2 separate regions of the Homo sapiens genome follow, and region 2 is linked to region 1. A link is a loop called in an ENCODE intact Hi-C map of the cell type or tissue named here. Cell type or tissue: ovary. All regions are shown on one strand. Links, peaks and the distances in the headings refer to the core of each region. The heading gives the core; the rest is flanking DNA. Region 1 overlaps VWC2 (von Willebrand factor C domain containing 2). Region 2 overlaps ABCA13 (ATP binding cassette subfamily A member 13).

The links. A loop is a pair of places that touch in the nucleus more often than their neighbours do. Peaks named below come from ENCODE experiments on the same cell type or tissue, not always from the same donor. Only the 100,000 strongest peaks of a DNase experiment are listed, where the experiment ranks them.
Region 2: it touches region 1 in a loop (4-fold over the local background); 6 of 110 quality-filtered maps call a loop at or near these places.

The regions. Positions count from the first base shown.
Region 1 is chr7:49,838,580-49,854,489 of GRCh38, reverse strand. All of the region lies in intron 3 of VWC2 (von Willebrand factor C domain containing 2), which reads right to left. It also overlaps a transcript of ZPBP not described here. Among named protein-coding and RNA genes, the nearest start is that of VWC2, 73 kb to the right of the region's middle. RefSeq lists a silencer at 3,263-3,557. In ovary, for the core only: no CTCF peak of the experiment used is centred there; no DNase peak of the experiment used is centred there.
Region 2 is chr7:48,299,309-48,313,910 of GRCh38, reverse strand. ABCA13 (ATP binding cassette subfamily A member 13) reads right to left here. Exons shown (of 62, transcript NM_152701.5): 24 at 3,770-3,964; 25 at 680-844. Among named protein-coding and RNA genes, the nearest start is that of ABCA13, 140 kb to the right of the region's middle. RefSeq lists a silencer at 14,030-14,089 and an enhancer at 14,437-14,602. In ovary, for the core only: no CTCF peak of the experiment used is centred there; a DNase peak (open chromatin) is centred at 3,346.

The sequences.
Region 1 (15,910 bases), core at 4,654-12,653:
GACACATGAAAAAATGCTCATCATCACTGGCCATCAGAGAAATGCAAATCAAAACCACAATGAGATACCATCTCACACCAGTTAGAATAGCGATCATTAAAAAGTCAGGAAACAACAGGTGCTGGAGAGGATGTGGGGAAATAGGAACACGTTTACATTGTTGGTGGGACTGTAAACTAGTTCAACCATTGTGGAAGAGTGTGGCAATTCCTCAAGGATCTCAAACTAGAAATACCATTTGACCCAGCCATCCCATTACTGGGTATATATCCAAAGGATTATAAATCATGCTGCTATAAAGACACGTGCACATGTATGCTTATTGCGGCACTATTCACAATAGCAAAGACTTGGAACCAACCCAAATGTCCATCAATGATAGACTGGATTAAGAAAATGTGGCACATATACACCATGGAATACTATGCAGCCATAAAAAAGGATGAGTTCATGTCCTTTGCAGGGACATGGATGAAGCTGGAAACCATCATTCTCAGCAAACTATCGCAGGGACAGAAAACCAAACACCGCATGTTCTCACTCATAGGTGGGAATTGAACAATGAAAACATTTGGACACAGGAAGGGGAACATCACACACCGGGGCCTGTTGTGGGGTGGGGGGAGGGGGGAGGGATAGCATTAGGAGATATACCTAATGTAAATGACCAGTTAATGGGTGCAGCACACCAACATGGCACACGTATACATATGTAACAAACCTGCACGTTGTGCACATGTACCCTAGAACTTAAAGTATAATAAAAAAATAAAAAATTAAATGTTTTTAATGCTCCTAAAGAAAAAGGATGCAATAATAAATGACAAGAAGAAAAACAAACGTTCATAAACATACTTTATGTTACGTAAAGTATGTTCGTAAACATACTTTATGTAAATTCTTTCATTTAATCTCATTATAGGGTTTATAGTCTACCGTGATAAAGAAAAAAAAAACCAAAAACTTAGGACCTATCTTATTCCACTCTGTCTTTTGAACTGTAAGACACTGGAGGGCAGAGATGGGGTTTGGGTCCCTAATATGCCCCGATGCCCAGCAGAGCTCCTGGCACAGAACAGATAGGCTGGCTGCCAGCATCTCCTGAGGCCAAAGACCAGTCCAGACTTCAGGCATGACTTCCTGGGCCTGGGGAGGGACAGGGGTGTGCCCCCATGGGCAAGTGCTGGGGGCCGGCCACAGGTTCCTAAGGGAGACTACAGTCATACCTGATAGGGTCTGCCATGCAGAACATGCCCACTCCACACGGCAGCAAGAGCCTGACCACGAGAGGCCTCACCTTCAAACTGGGATCCAGAACAAAACCAAGTCCACCCCAGTGACTGCTCCTGTTCAGAGCCCGCAGCCCTGCCCCATAGCCTGGGAGCCTGCCTTCAGCCTGCAGCAAGAGCTGGGCATGCTGCCTTCCTGTGGCCTCCGCTTCTGTCCTTGGTGCAGCTGTTGTTTTTAATGTGTGGGGTGAGGAAGAGGAAAGGGCTCTGGACTGGAGTAGAACTGTGGTGATAAAGGACTGGATTTGTTTGGAGGCCTAACTTCTCCACACTCATTCTTGTAGTTACCCAAGTCCACAGAGTGCCCTGGCTTTACAGAAGCCAGTTTCCATCTGCAACTGTAGTTCAAGGAGCCAGTCACTAGATGGAGACGGAGTCCAAGTCATGGCCAAATGTTCCTCACATCTGGGAGTTTGAGAGCAGAGGGAGGAACCAGGGTTTGGAAGAAGTTGATTAAGACGATCACTTAAATCCCGCAGATTTTGATCTGTAGGAGCAAGGCCCGTCCCCCATCCGTCACACCAAGGTGGTAGGGCTCTTTCTGAAGAGGGGAGGTGAGACATCACCTTGCACCCACCCCTCACTCCTCACAAACATCACTTCTCAAAAAGCCACAGAAACAGGAAAAACCACTAAATAGCATTATCCCCAGGTATGATCTTCGGCCCTTCTGCCCCCCCAATTTTAAGAAGTATAAAGGTTAGTTTAAAGATGGAAAGAAATTATCTCCCTAAAGGGCTAGGCCATGCACAAATCAGATTTCTAGCAAGTGCAAAACAGCACCGGTCACCTTGTTAAGGAGATGAGTGAACAGGCCAGGACAACCACCAGCTCATGCCTGCCAGGCCTCTTCTTTGAACCAGAGCCTGCAATGTCATCTGCATGCATGTCCTTGGTCCTTGAAGAGCACAGCCACAGAGCCACCATGACCCCCTGATGCTCCAGGGTCACTCACCTGGAAAAGGAAGAGCTTTTGAGGCTGGACTTTTGATGCAGGCCATGTTAGTAAGGGTCTGAGATAAGGCAGTGGCCACAGGGCAGAGAGACCAGCTCTGGCCTGATGACCGACTCTCCAGAAAGCAGACACAGGTGGTACTGGTGCCTGCTGGCCTCTGTCGGGCTCCCAGCATCCTGACTGCTCAATACAGTTATTGGTTTAATCCGGATTAAATCCGGACCCTAGGCTGACAGCAGTGATCTACAGGGGATGAGGATGCCATCTTCACTGCCTAGCAGTCCTTAGAACGGGAGTGGGAAAGAGCCCACTGAACTTTAGAGATCCAGTGTTGTGGGTGTGAATGCTCTGTGGGGTCTGGCCATTTTGTAGTGGACTTTTTTTTTTTTTTAGACAGAGTCTTGCTCTGTCTCCCAGGCTGGAGTGCAATGGCGCAAGCTCGGCTCTGCAAACTCTGCCTCCTGGGTTCAAGCGATTCTCCTTACTCAGCCTCCCAAGTAGCTGGGATTATAGGCGTGTGCCAGCACGCCCAGCTAAGTTTTGTATTTTTAGTAGAGACAGGGTTTCACCATGTTGGCCAGGGTGGTCTCGATCTCCTGACCTCATGATCCACCCGCCTCGGCCTCCCGAAGTGCTGGGATTATAGGCATGAGCCACCACGCCTGGCCTGTAGCAGACTTTTTATTTCAGAGTTGGTCCCAGAGCCTGGACTCTGTTCACTCACACACTGTGATGTGGCACTGTCAGATCTGCTGGAGCACTTTCAATATAACATTGCGCTAAGCAAGTGTCCCCTTTCCTGTGGGCAGACATCCTTAAGTGCCCGTCTGCTATGAGCCAGGCTCTGGTGTTTAGCACCAGAGTGAGTTGAATGGTGGCTCCCAGAATGTCTGTCCACTGAGAACCCATGAATGAGGCCTTATTTGGAAAAGGGTTTTTGCAAATGTAATTAAGAAGGGTCTGGAGATGAGATCATCCTGGATTACCCAAGTGGCCCTAAATCCAATGACAAGTGTCATTATAAGAAAAGGAGAAGACACGGGCACAGAGAAGAAGACCACATCAAGACGGAGGCAGAGCCTGCAGTGAAGCCTCTAAAACCCAGGAAGCCCAGGGTGGCGGGCAGCCACTAGGAGCCAGGAGAGAGGCATGTAAGGGAGCAGCCGTCGGAACCTCCAGAAGAAACTGACTCTGTGGGACCTTGATCTACTTTAGACTTCTGGCCTGCAGAATTGCGGACGAGTAAACTGACATTCCTTAAAGCCACTCAGGTTCTCAGGTTGTGGGATTTGCTGTGGCAGCCCCAGGGAGCTAATGGAGCCTGGTGCCACAATCACTTCACACAGCCTTCTCCACAGGGAGTCATCCTGAGGTGCGGTGTCCACTATGGCCAGCACAGTGCCTGACCAAATGTAATGGCAGTACATGCTTGCTGAGTAAATACACGGAGCTCACTGTACCCATGATGTAACTGAGAGTTATGCAGGGTGAAGTAATTTGGGGAAAGTCACACAGGTGAGATATTGGAGACCAATACATGAACACAAGTTGTCTGACACTGGCTTTTTTCCAGAAGATGGCATTACATCTCCTAATCACAAACAGTTGATCCTTTAGGTAATATGAAATTAGACATGGTCTGGCCTACTAAAAACTGATGAGGCTGCTGTGTGTGGACATCTTGTGAGTTCATGCATGCACCTGTGAGCTAATGCTCCTCTCCTCTTTCAGGACCTCCTGCAGAGCCCCTGTCCATCTCCTTGTGCCTAAGCTACCACTCCTTCCATAGTTCCAGGAATACTTGGCTTATAAGGATGCCACAGGAAGACAGGAGGCCTCTTACACTGGATGTGAAGCTATGTCATGGCACTGGCCAGTTTTGTTCATCTTGGACTCACCAATGGAACTGGCAGATGGCAGGTGTGTTAAACAATGTGACTTAAAATAAAGGGCAAATTCCTAGGTGATGATGTAATTCTAGGTCCCTGGTGTGTGGCATGAAGTGGACAGGTTACTACAGTCAAACCTTCATTGATGACAGACCCTATCTGACCACTGTGTTGTGGTACTATGCTCAGTCTTCCTGAATACTGCGTTACAGCACTGTGCTCTGTTTTCCTGCAGCACCATGCTATGTGCTAGGCTTGGTTTTTCTACAGCAACATGTTGTGGTACTGTGCTTAGTCTTCCTGCACCTGTGCTAGGATACTGTGCTCAGTCTTCCTGTGCACTGTGCAGTGGCACTGTGCTCAGTCTTCCTCCACACCCTGCTGTGGTACTGTGCTTAGTCTTCCTGTGCACCATGCTGTACTATTGCACTGAATTTTTTTGTACCTGTGCTATGGTACTGTGCTCAGTCTCTCCAGGGTCCTCTCAGTCCCACTATATGAGGCTTCACTGGCCTCGCAGGTTAGAATCTGAGAAGTGATTCTACCCCAAGACTTGGTTAGAGCAGGAGCCACTTTTATTAAGTCAGACTCTCAGAGAGCAGAATAAGTGACAGGCTGGTTGCCCATTCTTCAGGCTTCTGCTGACATCCACAATCTCCCTGAAATAAATAGGGCACTACCAAATGGTGAAACAAGCACCCAGCGTTAGACTCTATCTAATGGTGCATGTTCTCACACTGAGTCTTGGTTAGAACATTTACATTTGTGAAACAAAAAGAGGCAGCGTGTGTGTGTGTAGAAGGGCTGAAATGTGGCATGGAGTAGGGGTGCATATGCCAGTTAGCTGCAGAAAGATGCACTTCAGAAGGGAGATCCAAACCCCATCCAGAGACCCGCGAGGACCCTTCCTGACAGTCTGCTCCCAGCAGAGCTGATTGCTTTTGGAGCCCTCAGGAGCAGTGGCAGGACACACAGCAAATCTAAACTCCCTTCTTAGCCATCTAATTTCCAGTGCTGCCCCCAGCCAGTTCATCAAAGGAATTACTTTTGAGCAGATTTAATAAAACTAGCACTTTCTCTCTCTCTCCTCGGGGAAATTCATTCATAAAAGACAAAAGCATTTTGTGATAAAGAGATGGTGACTGTATTGGTTTCCCCCCACAGCCGAGGCTTCACGGGATCCAGTGGGGTTTCCCTGGGACTGTAGGGTATGAACTGCTGGGATATGTAAGTCAAACTCTGAGAAATAAGAAATACAGTACAGTAGGACAAGAAATGCGAGGGAAGCGCACCAACACATTTGTCATACATGAAGCAAGCAGGACCTAAAGAGAAATAGAGACAATTGGCTACTGTATTGAGCAGATATAATCAACACACATTTTCCACAGTTTAGATAACTTTTTGTGCTATCATATAAGAGATACAGAGACTAGGAAATTCTGAAAATATTATTAGAGGTGTGTTCTGTCTAGATTCCTTTCTGGTCTACTGAATTAGACACAATGTAATCATTTTATTGACTATACTATAAAAGTGTATTTGAATTGTGGCATAAAAAATAATTTAAGGGCCAAAGAACAGTTACCAAAATATCCACTTATATTATTAACCTGTGAGAGAAATGATTCATACAAAACACAAAAATGTGTTTGCCTTTGAACATATAAGGTCTGAGGAGGTGAGAAACGACAGTCAATGATTTATAGATGCACATATTTTTGACATGATTTTACAAGTGGAGAAAGGGAAAAGATGGCTCCTGAGAGCAGCTAGAGAGGAGCTGGGTGATAAACCAGGAAACGAGAGAGCAGACCACAGCTACAGGAGACACACCATTTCTGGGCTCACTGAGCAACAGTTCCTATGGCCCACAGCCGACCCTGGGCAGGTGGGCTGGAAACAGAGGATCCCATGTGTCCTGGGATGCACAGCTGGTCCGGGGCCATGCCCGGCTCTCACACACTGCAGGGCGTCGCCTGCTTCCTCTTGTCAGTGGGGAGCAGGACATTTGGAGCTACCCCACAGGAGAGAGAAGATCCTGGAAAGACCCTGCCGTGGGAGGCTCTGAGTGGAGGTGGGAGGGTGACACTCTCTGGACAGCTAGTGCTGCACCACAGACTGCTCCCAAAGACACTTGCAGCATAAGTGCAAAACTCATACGTCACTCAAAGTTGGGCCCCTATCTTGCAGCCTCCCCAGCCCCCACTGGTTAGACAGGGCATCCCACTCACAAAGCTGACTCCTGTTACATTTCTCCCAGAGACAGATCTAATTAGCGACTGAGACCTGTAGAAGCTTCCGACTTCCCACCCATGTTGCTGTGGAAGCAACATGCTGTGCTAGCCCTATCTCATTTTCTGCATTCTAATGCTTTGACATTGAGCCTTGCTGACGTTGGAGGGACTGCCCCTCCCAGTGCTAACCCATTCCAGGAGATAGTAAACCACTCACCTGTGAGTGCACTTTTCTTGTTGATTACCCAATCAGAGCTCACATCCCCATGACCTCCTCTGCGGGCTTTCACACTGAGAGCCACTGTCCACCTCTTCTGATCATCAGGGCCAGGTTCCAGACACAGGGGCAGTTCCTGTGCTCACAGTCTGCTGAAATCACTCCAAGTAGCCAATCCTAAGCCCGCCTCACCCCTTCTTCCCGTGGAAGCCACCATGAGGGCTTTTGCTCATATTTTACTTCAGCTTCTTCTGCCTCCTGACCCAGGCCAGCGTGCCCCTGTGTGTTCCTCAATAGAACACCCTCTTCTCTTGGGATATCTGAGTATAACCAACTCTCTTTGAACAATGATGATCATCTCATGATCTGTTGACCTTACCATACCCAATAATAAAACCCACATTTTCAAACCCTTGCCCTTGGGAGGGTCACAAGTAATAGCACTAAACTAATAATGGTCAGGGATCCCTGCAAGGCTCTGTGCTCAAGCCACACACACACATTCACTATTTGACCCTCTCAGCAACAATTCTACAGCACAGATAACACTATTATGCCAATTTCAGTATTCAGAAATAGAGGATTAAAGAGGATAAGTAACTTGTCAATAGTCGCAAATGATACTAGTCAGATGTGGAATTTACAACCTAATTATATTATATTATATATATTATATTATATTATATTATAATAGGTTCACACATTTTTGTGTCTTAATATTACATCCCACAGGGGATTCTTATATCCTGGCAGTGACCCTTTTAAAATACACCTATTCGTGTCACAAGTCCCTCTCTACAGCTTGCTATTCTTTTAAAAACTTTGCAAATAACAAGCCAACATTTTCAAAGACATCCCAATTTGACACAGACCTTCTGCTCACTGCAAGTTAGAGTTAAATTCTGCAGGTAGGAAATTTACAGCCTCACACTGAATAATTCACATATGCAATCTGTCAAACTGCTAATTATTCCTTCAAAGAAAAACAATCAGATATTTGTATCATAATATTTTACCTCATTTAGGCTAAACTGCCAAGGTGTCAGAGTGATTAGGAACCTACTTCTCTGGCTGTCAAATGAGGCTGGGGAAATTTACATATGTATAAAGGAGGGAAAATGTATGCATTCCTATATCAGGAAATTATGAGTTAATTCAACCAATGTGGAGCTCAGGGAGTTAAGCATTATCTGCTCTTTGCTCTTTAGGCACAGTGGATACTGTGATGAAAACGTCTCTGTGGTACTCACAGTTTCATGCAGGAAATAAGTATGGCAATAATAATAACAGTGTAATAAGGAGAAAAGGAGAGAGCCATCTGTCTTAGCCCACAAGGCTTTCTACAGTGATAAGCCTTGAGCTCATCACTGTCAGGCCATGGCCAAATTTGGAAGCTTGGAAATGACACTCCAAGCACAGAAAAAGGCATATGCAAAGACGTGGAAGTGAGGGAGAACTTTATGTTGTTCTGCAGATGTCAAAAATGTCCCACAGGGCTGGAGCCCTGCATGTAGTTCTGGGAGCAGCAACAGTGGACAGCTGTTAAGAGACCAGATCACAGAAGTGCAGGTAAAGACCTATGTTTGTTGTTGTTATTGTTTTAGTCCATCAAATTTCTTTCCATATTTACCACAGAGGAAGTGGCGACATGCAGGTTGGAGCAACAGTCTTGGGGGCGACTCTTTGCACCAAATGGAGTGATGGAAAGGTATTGGAAATGGGGTGGATTCATATCTTAGTAAGTCTGGTTGGCTCTATTGACTTGCTTAGATCCTTGGGATAGTTATCTCTAAAGAAGCAATGTGATATCATCCAAAAAAAGCAATGTTTATTTTTGAAGCTGCCTGAAATACTTTTTGGAAAGCAGGACAACATGGATAACTTCCATGGACTGGAGCCGTCTTTTATCATGACTGTACCAAGGAAGCATTTAGAACAAAATATCCACAGGGGCAGGTGTCAAAGACTCATTAGTGAAAACTCTCCAGTGATGAATATGTAAGATGAGAAACGTGTGGGTGTGCACACGCACTCACACTAACTCACTCGCTCTTCCTTCCTGCATTGCTGTTTGTTTGCCACTCCCACATCACAAGGTTCTATATCTGTGGCCATAGAGACAGGGGAAACTTACCCTGTCATTCTGATGTCTGTTTTGTACTGGGAAGTGCTCTTGGGTTTAATTTTGTTACAATGTCAAGGTCTTTTATTAGGAATTATAATTTGCTTCTGAAGTATCACCGAAGGTTGGTATTTTAAAGTTAGGAATTTCTGTATTTGAAGACTGACTTTGGGTAGGAAGTCCTCTTGGCCACAAATATTCTGTATTGTGTTAGCATCTGACCAATTTCACACAGACAACTTGCCTGCCTCTCTCTCTCAGATATATTCCTTCACCATTCTACATTTCAGTGTTTTTTACAGTTGAACTAGTAAATGTCAAGGGTTTGCTATCTCACTAATATATTGATAGTAATAATCACAAGCATTGTTGTTGAAATTATAGATTGTGTGTGAAAATCTAAGTTTCTATAGAAACCATAGATGCTTAACAGATGGATAGAGTCCTAGAGATTGTATATTTAAATCATCTATCACCTTTTTTTTTTCCTTCGACTTTTAAGTTCCAGGGTACATGTGCAGTGTATGCAGGTTTGTTACATAGGTAAACGTGTGCCATGGTGGTTTGCTGCTCCAATCAACCCATCACCTAGGTATTAAACCCAGGCTCCATTAGCTCTTCTTCCTGATGCTCTCCCTTCCCCCACCCCCACTGACAGGCCCCGTGTGTGTTGTTCCCGCCCATGTGTTCATGTGTTCTCATCGTTCAGCTCCCATTTATAAGTGAGAACATTCGGAAATAACTTCCTTTTGAAAAAGGAAAAGTGAAGCCCAAAAATGAGGACGAAAGTGAATTGCCGGCCGGGTGCGGTGGCTGCTGCCTGTAATTCCAGCACTTTGGGAGGCCAAGGTGGGCAGATCACCTGGGGTCAGGAGTTCAAGACTAGCCTGGCCAACATGGTGAAACTAAAAATACAAAAATTTAGTTGGACGTAGTGGCGGGCACCTGTAATCTCAGCTACTCAGGAAGCTGAGACAGGAGAATCGCTTGAACCCAGGAGGCAGAGGTTGCAGTGAACTGAGATCGTGCCATTGCACTCCAGCCTGGGCAAGAAGAGCCAAACTCCGTCTCAAAAAAAATAAAAATAAAAATAAAAAAGTGACTTGCCCAAGGTAATGTGGCTGCTACGTGTCAGATCCATTGACCCTAAACCAGAGTCTGAATCAAAGACCAGGGCTCTCACAATCTTCCATGCTGCATTACCTTTCTAGGGCTTCTGTTTGCTACAATTTTATGGCCCATTAATAAGCAGAAATTTATATTCAGCAATGGATATACAATTAATTGAGTAACATAGTATAAATATTGCCCAGGGAAGTATTTATAGGACAATATTTTAGAAGCTTTCATATCTATAGTTATCTAACTCTGCCAGGGCAAAGCCGATCGTTCTGACAGACCTGGCTTGGCTTACCTAGAACTGTGAAAATGGAAAGTTTAGTAACTTAATGACATTTCCAAATGTAAATACTGCAGTGTTTTAAATTGCTTTAAAGGTTGAGAGGATAGAATCGACGCCCTTCAGGGACTCAGCCAGTCATCATAAGGATTGATGTAGAGATATTCTCTACTAGCATGCATGACGTCCACTCTGAGTGTGCGATTCCCGTCTGAGCAGACCTTTCCACGTTGCGGTCCAAACACACCTTAGGTGAAACATCACACATTCATCCACCTGTTGCCATCCTCTCCTGCAGCAAAACCTGCCCTCAGTCTCCTCCTGTGCTGCCAACCTTCATGAATCATCACCCAGCCAATTCCATGGCCAAACCCAGAAATCTTCATTGACTTTTTCCCTTCCCTTACACATAGGCCCCTGTAATAGAATGAGTCCTAACTGTCACCTTTTCTTCATCTTTTAAAGCTCTGCTATCTCTCCATCTATCAGGGATTATTACCATTGGTCTTCTTTTTTCCATTCATCCTCTGCACAACTGACAGATTGCGTTTTCTAAGATGAACTGTCATCACATCAGTGCCCAGGTTAAGTCCTTGCACAATGCCCTGTAGCGCTGGGGGCAACATTTCAAATCTTCGCTTCTCATCCCAGTGCTTCTATGACCTTGTCTCTAATAGACCTCAGCTGTTGCTGCTCCCCAACCAACATGCAGGACTCTAGCCCTCTGGGACATTTTTGACATCTTTACCTACGTTGTGGACATTACAAACTGGAAACCTTTCTGTACATACAAAACTAAAATCATTCATTGAATGATTAGTTTTTTGTTTGGTGTTTGTTTTTTACTTGAGTAAAATAGTCAAATTATCGTGAATTAGTGCTTGTAAGCTGGACCTCTGCTGTCCAAACTCATTAATGGTAGACCCTTTCATTTCTTGAATAAGAAATTGGCACATATAAACAATCTCTGAAAACATTTGCTTAATACGTCCATGGGCCTCACTGAGCTGTGTCTCCTCTTCGCTTGGGAGATTTTTCACATCTGATGTTTCTGAGAGCTTTATGTTCCTGGAGCCATCAGGAAAGGGGCTCACCCATGAGAAAATGAAGTTTAAACCAGAATTTGAATTTGGATTTTTATGAGTATGGCAGAATATTGGAATTCCCATATTTTCCACTTCTTATTGGTTACAGTAAGCAAGAAGTTCACAGAAAACTGCATGTTCTCACTTGTAAGTGGGAGCTAAACATTGGGTACTTAGAGACATAAAGATGGTACCAGTAGACACTGGGGACTGCTGGAGCAGGAGGGCAATGCAGCGACTCGGGGAAAGGGAAGGGGAAAAACAAACTGTTGGGTACTATGCTCAGAGTTCATGAGCTCACTATGAGATCACTTGTACCCCAAACCTCAGCATCACACAGTACACCCAGGTATCAAACCTGCACATGTATTCTTCTGAATCTAAAAATAAAAGTTGGAAAAAAAACAGAAACGGGAGATGAATAATATTATGAGATATCTTTTACTATGCAGTGAAAGCATGAGTAAACACACTTCTTTTCTACAGAATCTGGCCACCTTCTAGATGACATGTATTAAAGCTACATGGCCAAATTCATACTATGAAATTTCCCTCTATTTCAGCATCTCCAGGGAAATCACTAATATTGGACTTGCACAAATTATTGCATTATCTCCCATATTTATTCCCAATAACTTTAAAGACAATTATTCTGCAAGTATACAGACAATTCCTGATAAGAACATTCCTAAGTTCACTGACACATGATTATAGGGTGATTTCTGGAAGCATCCTACAGGTAAGGGTGTGGATTCACTGTTGTGTCACTGAGTTACACTGGATGGTGAAACTCTCAACACAAGTTTCTTAATCTCATTTACTCTCCTGTATTATCTCTAAGGTTTTAGGTTCTCCCCTATACTGACTTCAGTAAACTATCATACCTAAAGGCATCCAATTAAAAATAAAATAAAATTAAAATGTCATGACGTTTTAGTAACTTTTAAGTAAGTTAAAGTATACAGATAATATAGTTTTAGGTTTCTTTTTATTTCCTGAATGATAACATCTCTCATGAGCTATGGCACTGCAATAGCCATTTACTAGTTCATGCATATCCACTAAGATTTAACATGTATTTATCAAGTATTTATATAACACTAATGACATCACTTAAAAGAGTTGAATTGGCCAGGCGCGGTGGCTCACACATCTAATCCCAGCATTTTGGGAGGTTGAGGAGGGTGGATCACCTGAGGTCAGGAGTTCAAGACCAGCCTGGGCAACATGGTGAAACCTCGTTTCTACTAAAAATACAAAAAGTTAGCTGGGCGTGGTGGCGAGCACCTGTAATCCCAGCTACTCAGGAGGCTGAGACAGGAGAATCGCTTGAACCCAGGAGGTGGAGGATGCAGTGAGCTGAGATCACGCCATTGCACTGCAGTCTGGGCAATAAGAGCAAAACTCCATCTTAAAAAAAAAAAGAGTTGAATTTACAACATTCTCCTCCTAGGAGTTATTTTCTATCAAGCATAATATAAACAATTGCTTTGGTCATGATTTCCCACAAAAATGGTACTCCATGAAAAATGTCTGCAAAAATTATTACACATTATAAGAAATGTGTGGACAAGGGCATCAAGTAGGATGAATGATTAGAAGAAATGCAAACCATGCTAAGTACATTTCTACTGCAGGGCCTCCCTGAGTGTGTCCCACAGAACCTCTGTCCTCCCGGAAGGTCTGAGGGAAAAAGCTCCACGTCCAAAGCATTTTAGGAAATCTGCTATATCTGGCGATTTGTTATATGCACTATAACAGTTAAGCTCTGAGTCATGAAACTTCCAAAAGAAAGACTTGCTCAGTACTGTTTAAGTGAAAATTTTATATCCATACTTAAAACACTGAATCCCTACCTTAAATTCCACCAATTCATTTAATTCCTCCACTATGAAATTGTTTCTTTTTGCTTGCCTACAGTACTTTGAGCTGACTGTTCTGTTTACTGCTTTTTCCTGATTCTCTTACTTTAAAAAAAAAAAAAAAAGTAATGTGTAAACATCTTAGGCTGTTTCAGCAAATACTAGCTCTCAAAACATGGCCACAAGCCTAAGTGGAATTCATCTCTGCAAACAGGGAATAGTCAGGCCTCTTTCTTGCTTTGGTTACTTGAGTCTGGAGCACAAAGGCCACTTGCTCTGGAATCCCTCCTGGGCCAGAACAGACAGCTTCGCTTGTATGCATTATGTCTCATAATTCAGACAGAAAAAAATTCCAGTCCACATTCCTCTGGAATCCAAATAAGACCAAATATTTCAATTTTCTGTCCTTGCAGTGGCATCCAATCTTGAAAAAGGTATTCCTTCTAGCTCTTCTCCTGACACCATCTGAGTCTGTTCTTTGCATCCCATCAAGTCACTCATGTTAACCCACTATAGTGTTGACCAGCTTTCACCAAGAGGCAGAAAACTTGAGACAGGGCAACAGCTCTGACTCGGGGGTCAGAGAAAGGATGGAGAGGGACAAACTATGAGTGGCTTGACTCACTGCGAACCTGAAATACGGGGAAACTAACTAGAGATTTTGGAGAGTTTTCTTGAATGCCGGATCCACAAAAATGAACAATAAAAGAGTGAATAATCGGCTTTTTATGCAAACAGCTTTTGAAGCTGCACTGAAGCAATTTTCTTAGTAATATGGGAAGAAAAAATAATCAAACCAATACTCCTTATGCTCACAAAATAGAATCAGAGGAGTTAACAAAGACTTATTTATTTGAGAACCTAACTGACTGATTTGTGCTCAGTGATCCATAGTCACCCCCTCCCACCGCTAAACATTATTACACAGCACTTGAGGTTTATAAAACGGCTTTCCACCATGCTGGGGGCTACCAAGCAGCAGCTGGCACATCCTGATAAACAAATGATGGATCTGGAATCAGTCACTAATCAGATGTGATGGGCCCCTGCGAGGCAGACAGTACATGCAATTAAAACCTCAGCACTGCTGATGATCTGCTGCATGACTGCTAGAATTTCCTATACTCCGTGCCCCTCCACCATACCACCAGACATTCCCCACAGCTCTAGAACACCATAGTCATTTTCATAGTTTACATTTAGCATCCAAAGAAACATATTTGTTCATCTACAACTCTCTCGAAAATAGCTTCCTAGGTTTTCTCTACCACTGACGGAAGAACAGTCACTCTTCTCAGACAGGCTCTCCTCGGGTGGAAAGTGAGGTGCAAAGTGAGAGCCAAGTAAAGGCGCTCCTGCTCCGGAAGCCTGGTCAGCCCGTGGGCCAGGGTTGTCCATGAGGCGAGATAGACACGTCCCAGCACCCATTTCCTGGAAACAGACCTTACTGCCTGGGCCCTCGCCACAGCTTTGACTTTAGGAAAACATGATCTGATCCTAGAAATCATTCATTTGGGAAAACAGCTACAACAAAAACTTAGCTTGGAACCACCAGATCTTCTTTGAATGCTTCTAACTTTAGGCTCTAGAGACATGGGACGTCACGATTTGAAACATGTGGTTCTCACTCCTAACTTGAGTTCATGTCAAAGGCCCCGTTTGTGAAGTGGCTTTATTTCTGCACGCAGCTCTTTCCTCTCTGGCCATTTTCAAATATTACAAATTCCCACTTGCATGGATCCAACATACATAGTCCTCAGCCTTCTAACCATGGGTACCACATGAGAGATCTCTGGCAACAGACAAAGAAAACCTCTTTTTTTTTTTTGGCTCTTGTTTGAAGGTGGTAATCCTCCAGCCAGATCTTGTCCAGGTGAAACCTCCCCTAGGTTTCTCAACAATTATTATATTGGTTTCTCTCTGCTTTAATCATGAGAATGTGAAACATCATTCAGTTCAAACAAGAAATTTTGGAGGGATAAAAGACATTTCTTAACAAGTGAAGCTTTGGTTGTCCTCAAATTTGATGGCATTAGAGCATGTTTTAAACGAGCATATAAATTAAATGACATCACATATTGTAAGTTATCCCCATTGCTGCAGAAGTACCATGGTATCAATTAGACCTCAGGGGACACACAGGCCAAATTTAAATTCTGCCTTTCATTCTTATATTGGTGCTGCCATAATAAAATATCACAGACTGGGTAGCTTAAATAACAGAAATGTATTTCTCACAGTTCTGGGGGCTGGAAATTTCCAGATGCAGATACAGGTGGGTTCTTGTCTGGTGCGGGCTCTTGTCCTGGCTTACAGACAGCTGCCTTCTCACTGTGTCCTCACATCACAAAAAAGACAGGGAGGGCTCTGGGGTCTCTTTATCTTCTTACATAAAGGCCCCACTCCTATCAGAGAAGGGCCCTACCATCGGGAAATCATTTACACTTTATCACCTCCCTCACAGGCCCTATTTCTAAATTCTGTCACACTGGGGATTAAAGCTTCAATATACAAATTTTAGGAGGACACAATTCAGTTCCTAGCACATCTTAACAGTTGTGTGACTTTGGGCAACTTATATATCACCTCTCAGCCTTGTTTTCTGATTTGTAAAATGTACATTATATTGATTTCATAGTGTTACTGTAAGGCTTAAATGATTTAATATAAGTTAAAAAGCTCCTGGAAAATCCTGGAAACTTTTAGGTCCTAAAAAATAAATTGTAGCTATTACTATGTCCCTTGTAACCTTATGGAGATGTTGGTTAATCCTTCCCTCAAAACACTGCTTGTACGGAGCCACGTTCTACTCCAAGGGCATCGTCTACTCAAGCGCTGTAGGATGCTCTGCAGCC
Region 2 (14,602 bases), core at 308-8,307, 1.5 Mb after region 1:
AGACTAATTACTAGTCTTAATGTATGTCTATGCTACCAAGATATCCAGATATTTTATAGCTATACAAATTATCTATCACATGATGGACTTACATTCTGTCTCCAAGGCAGTTCTGAGAACATTGTTATCTTGCTCCTCATCCTACACGTCCAACCCTAAAATTTCCACACTCCTCCTCATTCGTGCCCAGTCAGTTCCATCCCAGGCAAAAAGAGTTCAAACAAAACCTAACATCAAGTCACTAAACTAAATCAAGTTTGTGTTTGCATTTGCAGTAAATGATCTGTAACTTGTAAGCCAATTATTTATAAGTAAATATATGTTTTAAGGTTTTTGAAAGCAATTTGCTCTCTGAATTAAGTTAAACAGGCCCTTGAAATCTCATCTGTGCAATAACTGAGTTAGTAATTTCTTACTTTATAGATAATGCATGTACTATCCCAATCTCCACACTGGTGGAATGTAGATCAACAATATCAGTTTCATGCAGTTTTTAGAGAGATGCCAGGCCTTATTCTATGTTATGCTGTTGCTTCCAGAGATATGAAAAGGTACTTTCATTCCTGTATTTTGCTGTCTAATGCAAATTTTAGATGTGGGAAGATAAAGGCAAAAAGGGGCAAATACAAAGAAGGGGCAAATTTGAATATTTCCCTAGGGACAAAGATGAAACACACACCTGTTGAAAGTCCAGGGTTTCTAGCAAGGCAGTGATTTTAAATGTGTGAAGAAACTCAGGAAGATACTCAAAGACGTGCTGGGCTTTGGCAAGCAAGGCGCTGAGGCTGGAAACTATATCCAGCAAGGAGTTGAGCAAGCCATTTGCTTCAGAAGGCATCAGAGTCTAAAGGACAAAACAAAAACAAAACAACATGAAATAACCAACACTGTATTTTTACACTCAGAAGCATCTTTTGAGCTGTGAAAACTTGTTTATCTGATTTTATTCTCTCTTGAACTTCAGAGACGCCTTTGCGGTACTATATGAAAGTTATCTTCATTAGAGTATATATAGCTCATGTGTTTTGGAGCACACTGAATTGCACTAGCATTGTTAAAATGTAAACCAGAAACAAATGTGATCTATCATTAAAATTCAAATCATTTGCCAAATATTTCTTTGTATCTTTGAGGTGACCAAGGTGGAAATTTGAGAAGAGGCTCAAAATATGAGCAGTCCTTATATGTGAAGCAATTTACATTTATCTACTGCTTTACAGTATTCATAGCATTCACACATCATCTCAATCCTCCTAATACCTTGGGGATGTGCATTATACTGTTCGTTTTGTGGATGAGAAAACTGGGGCTTGAGGAGATTAAAAGTCTTCCTGAAGTCTAACAGTTAGAAAGGTTCAGGGATGTGAATTTAACCTGGATTCTTTAAAAATGTCAGTGCCCTCTGAAGCTTACTTATGCTATCACCAACTGAAATGCTCTGTATTTTACATGATTTTTTTTTTTCATATTCTCAGTTCTACACTGGAGGCAAGGCTTTTCTTCTGTCTTGATCTTTCATGTAGCTACTGGGCATAAAATAGCAACAGGAAATATTAGTTGCTCAATAAATATTTGTTGGATGAATGGATAAATGAGGAAATGCCAGCTCTTCGCACAGAGCAGGGAAAATCACAGCTAATTTCCACTGTCTGTCATTTGGATATTGAATTTTCTGTTTTCCAGGCTGGGGCAGAGGAACCCAGTTGTCACTGCTTCTTATTTTTGCTCATTAGTGTTTTAGCTGTTAGCTCTGCAGATGACTTTCAGGGCTCCGGGATCACAGCTCCATCCTTCACAGAGGCACTCTGCTTATAATGACAGAATTCTGTCCATTCATACTATAGAGACAACTCTAGCAGGAGAAATGGTGTGTAGCTTTTGTCACTTCTTCTACTCATCTTTCTAATTGCAGCTGCCCTTTAAAAAAAAGTGGCACACAGTGACTGGCCCCTGACTTATGGTGGGGAGTGACAGGGATCCAGCGCAGCTCCAAGAGACCAGATTGATGTGCCGAATTAATATAGCAAACTGTGCTTTGCTGAAGGCTTCAGAAATTCATTGTCAGCTGAGTGAATCAGAAAGTACATGGACTTGGGAATGAGCTGCACCTGCACGTGGCCCTCACATGGAGGTCGGGCTGCCCTAACATCCTGAGCCATATCTTGTATTTAATCAACTTTCATAGAGCCCTTCATATAGAAGGTACCTGATAAATAAGAGCTGTTGTTATTAATGATGATGTCATTTTCATTGTGTCTGGGAGACTGAATCCAACCCACTATCTTATCCTTCAAAGAAATCTTGGTACAGATGATGGCCCTTGTCACAGTAATTATGTGGGCCTCTACAAGCACTTACTTCAAATCGGGGACCTTTGTGCACATAACAAAGTGGCCACTAAAGTAGCATCGTGCCAATGGGAGCTCTGTTTCCCAAAAGGCAAACTGTAAAGTTGGAAGAGAGGCTGTGGTGAGCAAATGCAGAGCTAAACCATAAGCATGTTAGCGAAAAATACGAATTCCACCAAGATAGAGGTGGGTTTGCAAATTATGGGGATGCAAGAAATGTTTATTCTCCTCCTTATGGGTTTAAAATGTAATCATTCTGAAAACAAATATTTGTTCTTGGAGTGTGTGTGTGTGGGTGTGTGTGTGTTCATTCCAACATTTACTCCCTGGACTCTTGAAGTAATAGAAACTAAGGAAATCATGCGTGGCTGAAATGGCAAATCTACCCTTTGCTGACTATAAAACTGTTCACCCAAACTCAGGGTGCCTACAGCCACCTTACCATAGTACAAACCCTGCAGCCTCTCTAATGAACCCAGAGGTTGTGAAATACTTCCCTAAAGGGAAAACAATGGTACTTGGAGCAAGATCAGTGCCTAAGGGTAAGAGGGGAAGCTTCTGGAAACTTAAGTAAAGATTCAAACAGTAGAGGCCAGAAGGAGGGGAAGCTTCTGGAAACTTAAGTAAAGATTCAAACAGTAGAGGCCAGAAGGAGGAGAAGCTTCTGGAAGGGGCAGCTTGAGAGCAGTGAGCTGTGGTTTGGAGCTAGGTTGCCCCTACATGGGTTCTGGGCCCGTCCGGAAAGTGCTGGGCCTGGGCTTGCCCCAGCTCCTCCTCACTTCCCACTCTCCACTCTCTCCTGCAGACTTCATCATCTTTAGCTTCCTCCAGTCCCTCCCTGCCCTCACACTGCTGCTTGTCAGAGGATCATGCTTGTCAGAGCCGGCACACACAGGGGATTGGGCTTCCTGTGCTGCCCACCCCTCCACATTCTCTCCAGGGCAGGCCCTGGCAGAGCTGGATGCTTCCCGCTGACAGATAGGGCCACCGTGCAGGGAGCAGCACCTAACTCGGGCCGCTCAGGAGTGGACCATGCACAATCCCAGCCTCCTCAAACATGCTCCAGGGAGGTGGCCCTTACAGAGGAGAGAACACCTGGCATTAGGAAGCGGTGCTGTGTTTTTGCAGTGGGTCCTTCCACAATGAGCATGGAGATCACCACCAACTCTGTCCCAATGCCCTGACACTTATTTCCAAGGACCCCCTGAAGGGTCTCCTGAACATCCCTTTATTACAACAAAGTCTTCTTGAGCCCCACCTTGGATTCAGCAAACAGGTGACACCAGAGGCTGGTGGAGACCACTGCAGAGTGGCCAGGTGCTGATCTCCCACTGCCGCACCCCTAGGACTACTGTACTTATCTGCAGCCACCACAGCAGAGTCCTGCAGAGGACTGCCCCCAGCCAGCATGCTCTCCATACCTTGTAAATGAAAGCTCGCACATCCAAGTTTCGACTCAGCAACACAATCAGAGAATACACTTTTGACCCTGGCAGGCTACAGAGTTCCTCCGCTGCGATCCAAGATTTTTCCCCTTTGGGAAATGTCAGCAGGAGATGAAGGATTTCCTGATCACACTTTCCAGACAGAGCTACGGTGAGGGCACTGAAGAGAACCTGTTTCAAAGCACAGAGATTAGAGGTGAGTATACCTATGACGTCATGTGCTTCACCACCTCAGACCGGAGCTTCATCGGCAGGGAGTCGCCCAAGAGTGGATTTCCCAACTCCCGGGACTGACCTGCAGATGCGGGGAGCCCAAACTGGGGTTCGATTCTCAACATTTTGATGGAAATGTTTCTGAAGTGCGCACATCATTCTCTGACTTCTTATAAAATTTGCCCTCGCTTGAGGTCTTTGGATCACCCTTCTGAAACTCTGTCCCTCTGCTCTCCACGAGGCTCACTCTGAATGCCCACCAAGCCCCCACCCTCCGATGCCACCCCCGTAGTTAGCATCTGTGTCTCGTTTGTCTGATATTAAGTCTTACCCTTGGCTTTCAGTTTATCAGCTTCCACTTTTCACCGTCATCAGTGTGAAGCTGATATTTTTTGCTCCTTCATTTTTAGATTGAAAACAGGATTACCAAGCTTGTTATATATTTTTTTAAAGCAAGTACACTCAGAAGGAGGCACTGAGGACAACTTATATTAGTCTCTAGTTTATTACTATCATGCATCGCAATTAAAGGCTTTGACACACCTCTTCATTTGGGTATGCTTTTCAGTTAAGGACATTTGTGATATGCCAAATTACAAAGCAAAATAAAACAAAAACCATACTTCCTGCTCCATGTTTTTGCTCCTGATGGGTATGATTGCTGTGAAACATTCAGGCCAACTGAGGCCGAAGTGCATGAACCTATGTGAATAGGAACCATGCTCTCTGAAGAAGAGCACGGAGAACTCAACAGATGCCATAAAATGTTCCCAAAATACAGTAAGATATAAATAATGGTGTAGTAGTCAGGGTCCTCCAGAGAAACAGAACCAAGAGAATGTGTGTGTGTGTGTGTGTGTGTGTGTGTGTGCAGTCATGTGTCTCATAATGACAAGGATACATTTGGGAAATGCACCATTGGGTAATTGTTTAATTGTGTGAACATCATAGTGTGCACTTACAGCATCCTAGATGATACAGCCTCCTACATACCTTGGCTATAGGGTATGGTCTATTGCTCCTAGACTACAAACCTGTACAGCGTGTCACTGTACTGAATCCTGTAGGCAGTTGTCACACAGTGGTAAGTATTTGTGTGGCTGAACATATCTAAACATAGAAAAGGTACAGTAAAAAGGTACAGTAAAAATACAGTAGTATAATCTCATGGGACCACCATCCTATATGGGGTCCATTGTTGACCAAAATATCGCTATCTGGTACATGATGACAAACCACATATACGGTGGTAGTCCCATAAGATTATAATGGAGATGAAAAATATGATTATAATGGAGATGAAAAAATTCCTATCTTCTAGTGACATCAGCCATTGTAGTGTTGTAGCCTGGCGTATTATTCAAGTGTTTGTGGCAGTGCCGGTGTAAACAAAACTGCTGCACTCCCATTCATAGCAAAAGTATCACACACACAATTATGTACAGTACATAATAGTGACAAGGATAATAAATGACTATATTACTGGTTTATGTACTAACTATACTATATTATCATTATTTTAGAGTATACTCTTTCTAGTTATTAAAAAAAATTTAACTGTAAAACAGCCACAGGCAAGTCCCTCAGGAGGTATCCAGAAGAAGGCATTGTTATCACAGGAGACGACAGCTCTACGCATGTTATTGCCCCTGAAGACCGCCCAGTGGGACAAGCTGTGGAAGTGGAAGACAGTGGTATTCATGATCCTGACCTCATGTAGGCCTAGACTAGACTGTGTGTTTGTGTCTTAATTTTTAAAAATACGATTTTAAAAGTTAAAAGTAAAAAAACTTAAAATAGAAAAAAGCTTATAGAATAAGGACACAAAGGAAAACAATTGTACAGCTGTGCAATGTATTTGTGTTTTAATATAAATGTTATCACTGAAGAGTCCAAAAGTTTTTTAAAATTTTAAAGGTTCGGCAGGGTGCAGTTGCTCACACCTATAATCCCAGTACTTTGGGAGGCTAAGGCAGGCGGATTGCCTGAGGTCAGGAGTTTGAGACCAGTCTGGTCAACATGGTGAAACCCTGTCTCTACTTAAAATACAAAAAAAATTAGTTGGGTATGGTGGCGTACACCTGTAATCCCAGCTGCTTGGGAGACTGAGGCAGGGGAATTGCTTGAACCAAGGAGGTGGAGCTCACAGTGAGCCGAGATTGTGCCACTGCACTCCAGCCTGGGCAACAGAGCAAGACTCTGTCTTAAAAAAATAAATAAATAAATAAAGTTTATAAAGTAAAAAAAGTTACAGTAAGCTAAGGTTAATCTATGATTGAAGAAAGAAATTTTTTTTTATAAATGTAGAAACACACAATGTTTATTGAGTCTACAGTGGTGTACAGGCATGTCCTAGGCCTGCACATCCGCTTGCCACTCACTCACTGACTCACCCAGAGCAACTTCAGTCCTGTAGCTTTATTCATGCCAAGTGCCCCATACAGGCATACCATTTTATTTATCTTTTATACCATATTTTTCAGTACCTTTTCTATGTTTAGAACAGGTATAGTAAAATACGTTCTTGTGTTTTCTATGTTTTGATATAGAAATACTTACCACGATGTTACAATTGCCCACAGTATTCAGTAGAGTAACCTGCTGTACAGGTTTGTAGCCTAGGAGCAACAGGCCATACCATATAGCCTAGGTGTGTAACAGGCTGTACCAGCTAGGTTTGTGTAAGTATACACTATAATGTTCACATAATGATGATATCACCTAATGATGCATTTCTCAGAATGAATCCTAGTCATTAAGTGACACATAGCATACATACATTGAGAGAGATTTATTTTAAGGAATTGGCTCATGCAAATGTGGGGGCTGGCAAGCCCAAAATCTGCAGGGTGGGCCAGCGGATTTGGGACCTAGGAAGGAGCTGACATTGCAGCTCACATCTGCGGACTACCTGGAGATGGAACTTACTCTTCCTTGGGGGACTTTCTTACTTTTTTTGCCTTCAACTGATTGGATAAGGCTGACTCACATTATGACGAGTAATCTTCTTTACTCAAAGTCTACTGATTTAACTGTTAATGTCATCTAAAAAATACCCGCATAGGGACATTTAGAATAATGTTTGAACAAATATCTGAGTACTGCAGCCTAACCAAGTTGACACACAAAATTAATCATCACCAATGGCTATGATACTCTAGTATGCTAGTGTGCATTTTGAGTCTTTAAGAAAGGATATTAAGTATTTTCATCACTAACTTACCAAAAAGACCTTTTTTCATATAGGGCTGGCATTGTGCAGACACACATTGGTGAAGTTTTCCTTAATGCCACTGTTTTCAATCATGCTGTCTCTGGGCAGAGGGGAAGCTCTCAGGAGGAGGTTGGGAGCAGAATATAGGCATCTACCCTTTGCTTTCACAAGAGGAGCCTCTCTTTGATCAGTCCCACAAAATAGGCTTTTGCATGAAACTATCCCTCAAAATGGACCTCATCCAAACCCCCAATTCAGGGGAATCACCCTGGCTTTTCATGAGCATCAACCCAAGCTGGCCCAATGAGAGTCCTTTCTGCATTTGTCATAGAACATTTGTATTAATTACTTTCTAGCATGTCACACAGTGGTCCCCATGCAAGATCATATTTAATACGTTTTTTAGAGTCTAGTCCCAGGACAAAAAATATTTGTCCTGAAATTTTTTACATCTCTTTTTACCAAATAGAGAGGATCCCACACCCTGTCATGTGGAAGCTCCGCAGTCACAATGCACAGAAGCCACAGCCCCAGCAGCACATTTGCTCCCTCTCCTTTCCTGTGGTTTTCCAAATATTACTATTTATCTTTTAAAGATTGTATTGCGTTCGTTCGTTGTTCCTGTTTGAGAGTAGGTAGGAGGGGAGGAAGATTAGAAAAGCAAAGACAACACTGAGTTGTGCTTGATTGGAAATATCTTGTGTGATTTCTATTCAAAGTAAAACAGGCACCTTTTATCTCGGGCTTTGCATAGGCTAATGCTGCAAATTATCAGAAACAGAATGCCAAGTTCCTGCTGATTTTCCTGTGTGTCAGTGTTTGGTTTGGAAAGCTGTAAGGGGGCTTAGGATCCAGGGCGATGCCTCTCTGCCCTGCGAGCCTGGCTCATACACACTTGGCCACTTAGATAATTATCTGAGTATTTATGTGGTTTAAAAATGACAATGATCCTTAGGAGAGGCATTTGCATTTTTAGCAAGAGCTTTGTTTATTGGACATCTGCTGAAACCCGAATCGCATTCAGAGGAGAGCACCAGAGATGGCCTCCATGTTGCCCAGCTGCTCATTGTAGACTCAGAGGTTGGGAAAGCATGGGAGGAAAGGCTGCCCTCAGCTCAGTTGTGACCGGAAGGGAAACACGGACAGTGATTCAAGGGAACTGGAGATGATGGGGAGAGAGAGTCTGCCAAGTTAGAATTTGTAAGACAAGACAATGAAAGGAGCGCAGGTATTTAAAAATAGGCCCTACGCCCTTCAGAGAGGAGCAGTGTGGCTCTCTGCCATTGGGGACCCATTTGAGCTCAGAGCTGCTCACAGGATAAAGAGGCAAGTACAAGAGATGAGCATCGGAGGGCAGGAGAAGGCTGCGAGAACCTGGCCAGAAGGACTGAAGCCACACTGTGGCAAGGTGGTGGATCCTGACTCCAGCTCTTACCGTCTGACTTCCTGAAAGCTGCTTAACATCTACACACTTCAGTTTCTTTGTCTATACAACCAGGGATGACAATAAAAGACAAAGGGCTCCAAAGGGTTGTTGGGAGAATTAAATGAGATGTAAAGCATTCAGCTCAGGGGTAGTGTATATAAGTGCTCAAAAATGACGTTACTACTAAGAAGCCTATCAGTCACTGCCAGCAAAAGCACAGTTTTGACTTACAGGATATTTAAGGGAAAAGATGAATAAGAATTAGGTGGGTTTATTGATTAAGGATGATGATTACACTTAAGAGAACTAATTAATTCCTTCTTGGTTTTCATATTCCTAAAGAGAAACATCTTCACACTGGAAGGGTAAAACAGGATGCCTAGGAGATCTGTGGATAAGCATCTTGGCAGCTGGCCTCTAGGGCAGTGCCAATGGTGTCCTTGCCCAGTAAGGCAGGCATCATTTGGCTGCAGTTCCTTTTTTTCTCAAATTTTATTTTAGGTTTACGGAGTACATGCAGGTTTGTTGCCTGGGTAAATTGTGTGTTGCTGAGGTTTGGTGTATGAACCATCACATCACCCAGGTAGTGAGCATAGTGCCCAATAGGTGGTTTTTCAACTCTTTTTCCCCCTCTCATCCTCCCCATCTGGTAGTCCCCCTCTAGTAGTCCCCCATGTCTATTGTTCCATCGCTGATCATTAGAGAAATGCAAGTCAAAACCACAAGGAGATTCTATCTCACACCAGTCAGAAAGGCTATTATTAAAAAGTCAAAAAATAAAAGATGTTTGTGAGATTGTAGAAAAAGGGAACATTTATACACTGTTGGTGGGAATGTAAATTAGTTCAGCCACTGCAGAAAGCAGTGTGGGGATTTCTCAAAGAACCTAAAGAGAACTACCATTCAGCCTGGCTGTAGTTCTTCAGTGAGGCCATGGCTGCTGTCTGGCCACCTTCTCCACCAACTTCTCTGTCTCCATTTCCAGTTCCCTCTCTCCCTGTTCCCTCTTCATGCCTTCAGAAAGAGTGACAGTTCTACTATCTACAGTTTTTAAGAAGTCGTGATGGAAATAAAAACTATCCAGGTTTTATTTTGTAAAGTAGACTTTAGAAATTACTAATAGATAATAATGTCAATTCTTGAAGAATTCTAATCATGGATTATCCAAAAGATTATGTGTAAGCCCTTGAAGAAAAAGAAAATTGCTGGAAACCATGTCGATACAGTCATGATCAATGAGCCATGTCAATATAAAGTCATTTTCTTTTAATGATGAAATTATTAGGCTAATAAATTACCAAGACACCCCAGACAGACATGTTGCAACTGATTTAAGAGCCCAAACAAATAAATAGGTGTTAGGTTATACCTTCCTATGCCATGGTAATCTTTCTGCACTAACGACTTGGATGAAAATATAAAAGATACTCTCATCTTTTGGTGACTGATGAAGTTGAGAGAAAAAAATGATACTTTGCAAATTAAAGTATCAGAATTTGATATCAAAAAACACCTTGAAAGAATATCCAATTAACCAAAACAGCATGGTACTGGCACAAAAACAGACACATAGACCTATGGAACTAATAGAAAATAGAGTCCAGAAATAAGGCCGTAAACCTATAACTATCTGATCTTCGACAAACCTGACAAAAACAAGCAATAGGGAAAGATTCCCTATTCAATAAATGGTGCTGAGATAACTGGCTAGCCATGTGCAGAAGATTGAAACTGGGCTTCTTCCTTATGCTATACAAAAATCAACTCAAGATGGGTTAAAGATTTAAATGTAAAACCCAAAACTATAAAAACCCTGGAAGACAACCTAGGTAATACTATTCTGGACATAGGAATGGGCAAAGACTTCATGATGAAGATGCCAGAAGCAAACTCAAGAAAAGCAAAAATTGAAAAATGGGACCTAATTAAACTAAAAAGCTTACGCACAGCAAAAGAAACTATCAACAGAGTATACAGACAATCTACAGAACGGGAGGTTTTGCAAAATATGCATCTGACAAAGGTCTAATATCCAGTATCTATAAAGAACTTAAAAAAAATTTACAAGAAAAAAACAAACAACCTCATTAAAAAGTGGGCAAAGGACATGAACAGACACTTTTCAGAAGAAAACATACATGCAGCCAACAAGCATATGAAAAAAATCTCAATATTACTGATCATTAGAGACATGCAAATCAAAACCACAATGAGATGCCATCTCACACCAATTAGAATGATTATTACTAAAAAGTCAAAAAAGTAACCGATTCTGATGAGGTTGCAGAGAAAAGGGAACATTTATACACTCCTGGTGAGAATGTAAATTAGTTCAACCATTGTGGAAACCAGTGTGGCGATTCCTCACAGAACTAGAAAGAGAACTACCATTTGACCCATTACTGGCTGTATACCCAAAGGAATATAAATCATTCTACCATGAGGATACCTACACATGTATGTTCATTGCAGCACTATTCACAATAGCAAGGACATGAAACCAACCTAAATGCCCATCAAGGGCAAACTGGACAAAGAAAATATGGTACATATACACCATGGAATACTATGCAGCCATAAAAAGAACAAGGTCATGTCCTTTGGAGGGACATGGATGGAGCTGGAGGCCATTATCGTCAGCAAATGAACACAGGAACAGAAAATGAAATACTGCAAATTCTCACATATAAGTTGGAGCTAAATAATGAGAACACATGGCTACAAAGAGGGGAACAAAGCACACTGGGGCCTATTTGAGGGTGGAGGTTGGAAGGAGGGAGAGAATCAGAAAAAATAACTATTGGATACTAGGCTTAATACCTGGGTGATGAAATAATCTGTACTACAAACCCCCTGACACGAGTTTACCTATATAACAAACCAGCATATGCACCCCTAAGCCTAAAATAAAAGTTTAATTTTTAAAAATAAAAAGGAAAAAATATTTTGCCAAAATTAGCAAGAAGCATTTTTGCAGAGATCAATGCCAATTGGGGAATTAAGGTTTAAAAATATTTACATAAGTGCAAGTAGGAGAAGAGGAAACCCATCGGCAAGCAGTAATTTTCTTAGAACTATTAATTTGTAACAAATTGAAGCAATAACATCATGTGATGGAAGAATAACACAGTTCAAGTTCAAAGACGTGGGTTTGATTTCAGGCCCTCTCCCAGCTGTGACTTCCACAGCATCACATTCATCTGTGAAAGAAGAGAAATGCCCTGCTCAGAGGGAGTTAAATGAGACACAAATGCCCTTAGCACAATACTCATTTCTCAGAATTCCTAATGAGCAAATAAGGTAACGTGGCTTTCATAAACCTAAGAAACGCTAGCTGACTTAATGGAAGGAGAGTAGCTGGAATTTCACTTTATTTTAGTGAATGTTTAATGAGAACCTACCACATTTACTGAGAATACTCTGGTAGGACAACAAATCAAACAAATCAAAGAGAAAAGCCCTACTCTAAGAACACCAGAGAATGAGATGGTGGTGGATGGGTGTGTGCACTTCATTCTGTGAATCCTGGATTACAAGGACCACAAACCCCAATCTCCTGATGTGGTGACAGAGCCAGACAAGCAGTCTAAGGCCTAGGAAGGACTTTCTCTAGAATGAGACTCTGCACATGACAGATGGTGTCTTCCAGGAAACTTCAGGCCAAACTTCTCATGATCCCAGAAACCCATAACTCTAGTCACACATTAATTACTTTTTGTCTTCAGAGAAAGAAAAAAAAAAAAGAATGAGCAAATTTTGACCAGTGTCTGCTCTGAAATGAGTTTCACCAAGAACTATCTGTTGGAGCTTTCCAGGAAACAAACTTCATGTATTAAAACAAGTGGAATGTGTAATGTTTCCAAACTCCTAAAAGGAATCTCTCCCTCTCCATAAATTATGCCCAGCAGCTCTGTTAATGTCGCAACCGACAGAACCAGCCCCCAGGACCGGCCCCAAGTGAGATAAGGAAATTTGACCAGATTCACCAAACTCAATCATTTCTGCTCAAAAGAAACAGAAAGAAAAAAAATTCAGAATACCTTTCCATTTGAAGGAGCCTCCCAGAAGAGATTGGAACTTTCAGGGAATGCCCTCTCCCTTCCTCCTTAAGATTTGTGGCGCGGGGAGAATGAATCCACTGAGGACTGTGAAAAAATATTCATCTTCCAAGCAAAAGTCCTCTGAACTCTGCCTAATTGTTTACCACAGAAAATAAAGGGACAGAGGGCCGACTTTTGATTGCTCTCTCAATCTATTTGGGTCCTGACACTTTGGCCTCATTGCTAATTTTAAAAGAATAAAAATTTGGCCCAACACAAAGAAGGAAGTCATTGTTGATTTGAACATGTGCCTAAAACATAGGAACACAGCATGAAGTGGATGGGTGCTTCACAGGGCAGGTGGACAGGATGCAAACCCAGGACAGAAGGCTGGGCTAGATGGGCTCCAGTGTCCAGGAAGCCCCTGTGATTTGTGGTTTTAATTGGGTGATGCTGATATTAGAGAATAGAGCTCTGCAAGAAAAAGGAAATTCCCATGGGTGGGTGCCCATGGCAGGTTCTCTGCAGCCAGGGAAGAGGGCAGGAAAGAAAAATGAGATGGTATCCATGCATCTGCTGCATTTGCCTCCTTCTGCTCACTCCTGTCTCTGGTCTTTTGACAGAAATGCCCCAGCTCTGTGACTCTCATATAGCTCTTCATATGCAGATCATCATTCCAGTCTGACATCCATCTTCACCGATTCAGGGAGGCTTCCAGGGACCACCTGTCCTCATTGTTGTGTTCTATTTGCATGATAGAACTTTCTGGTCTCTTAACACTGACCTTCTTTTGTTTGCATATTTACTGTGTCATCCCCCACAGAACATTGGCTCCCTTGGAGCACGGGCTTTGAGCCCAAGTTTTTGGGACCATGCCTGTCATGCAGAAACCTCCTAAGTGAATAAAGGAAGAAATGAATGAATGAAGATTTCTGCAATTTTGCCAGGGCTTTAGCACCACTGAAGAGTATTCCCTGCATGCCACCAACAGCCTGGACTAAGAATCTGATGTGATTATTTGCAAACTGACTAAAGCTATGGTAGAGAAACCCAGGAAGAAAGATAAGAAAAGGATACTAGAAATAATATGGTGCTGCTAAAAACCTGACAATCTAGAAAAAACAAGTATCCAAAGTGTCACCTCCTAACCTAATGTTAATTCCTTGCCTAGGATCTGTAGATACATGTGCATTTATGGATATACTTAACCATCAAAGCAAATAATCTCATTACTTATTTGAAACGCAAGAATGCAACTTTTTAAATACTCCTCCCAATTACTTAACTGTCCAGCTGTTTAGGCGATCATAATGATTCATACTGACAAAGAGGTAGAGAAAGATACACAGAGTGCAAAAAAAGCACTACAGAACCATCTACACAAGACAATACCACATTACCACAGGAGCCTTCTCTGTGCACAGCCCTCCCATAATAGAACAGCAGTGACACCCAGTGGCCACTTGTTTCATCAGGCAGTGGTCATCAAAAACAGTTGAGCCCAAACCCAAAAAGTATCATAAAACTGAATTTGAAAGGGACCCCAGAAGTTAGCTAATCTGACCCTGGTCTTAAAACATTCCCAGGTAGCTGCTCCGATTACTCCTTCCACTGCTTCTTTCCCCTATTACTCGTTTCAATAACTAAAGATTTTAAACCAAAAATCTTCATTGTTTCTCTATAAGGCATCATGCGAGGTAGGGAAGAGACAATTTCAGCACTGCCCCCTGCTTTCCTTGGCTCTTGCATGTTTAATAAGCTGAATTTGACATTTTTCCTTGAAGATAAATACTAAGTGCCTTATTATAAGTAACTTGGTGACACTGTCATTTGAATTTTGGTTTCCCAGCTTCTAATCTCTTTTTAATTTAGATTAATTCTTCATTAGTCCACCCGTCAAGCTTGCAATAAGCCCC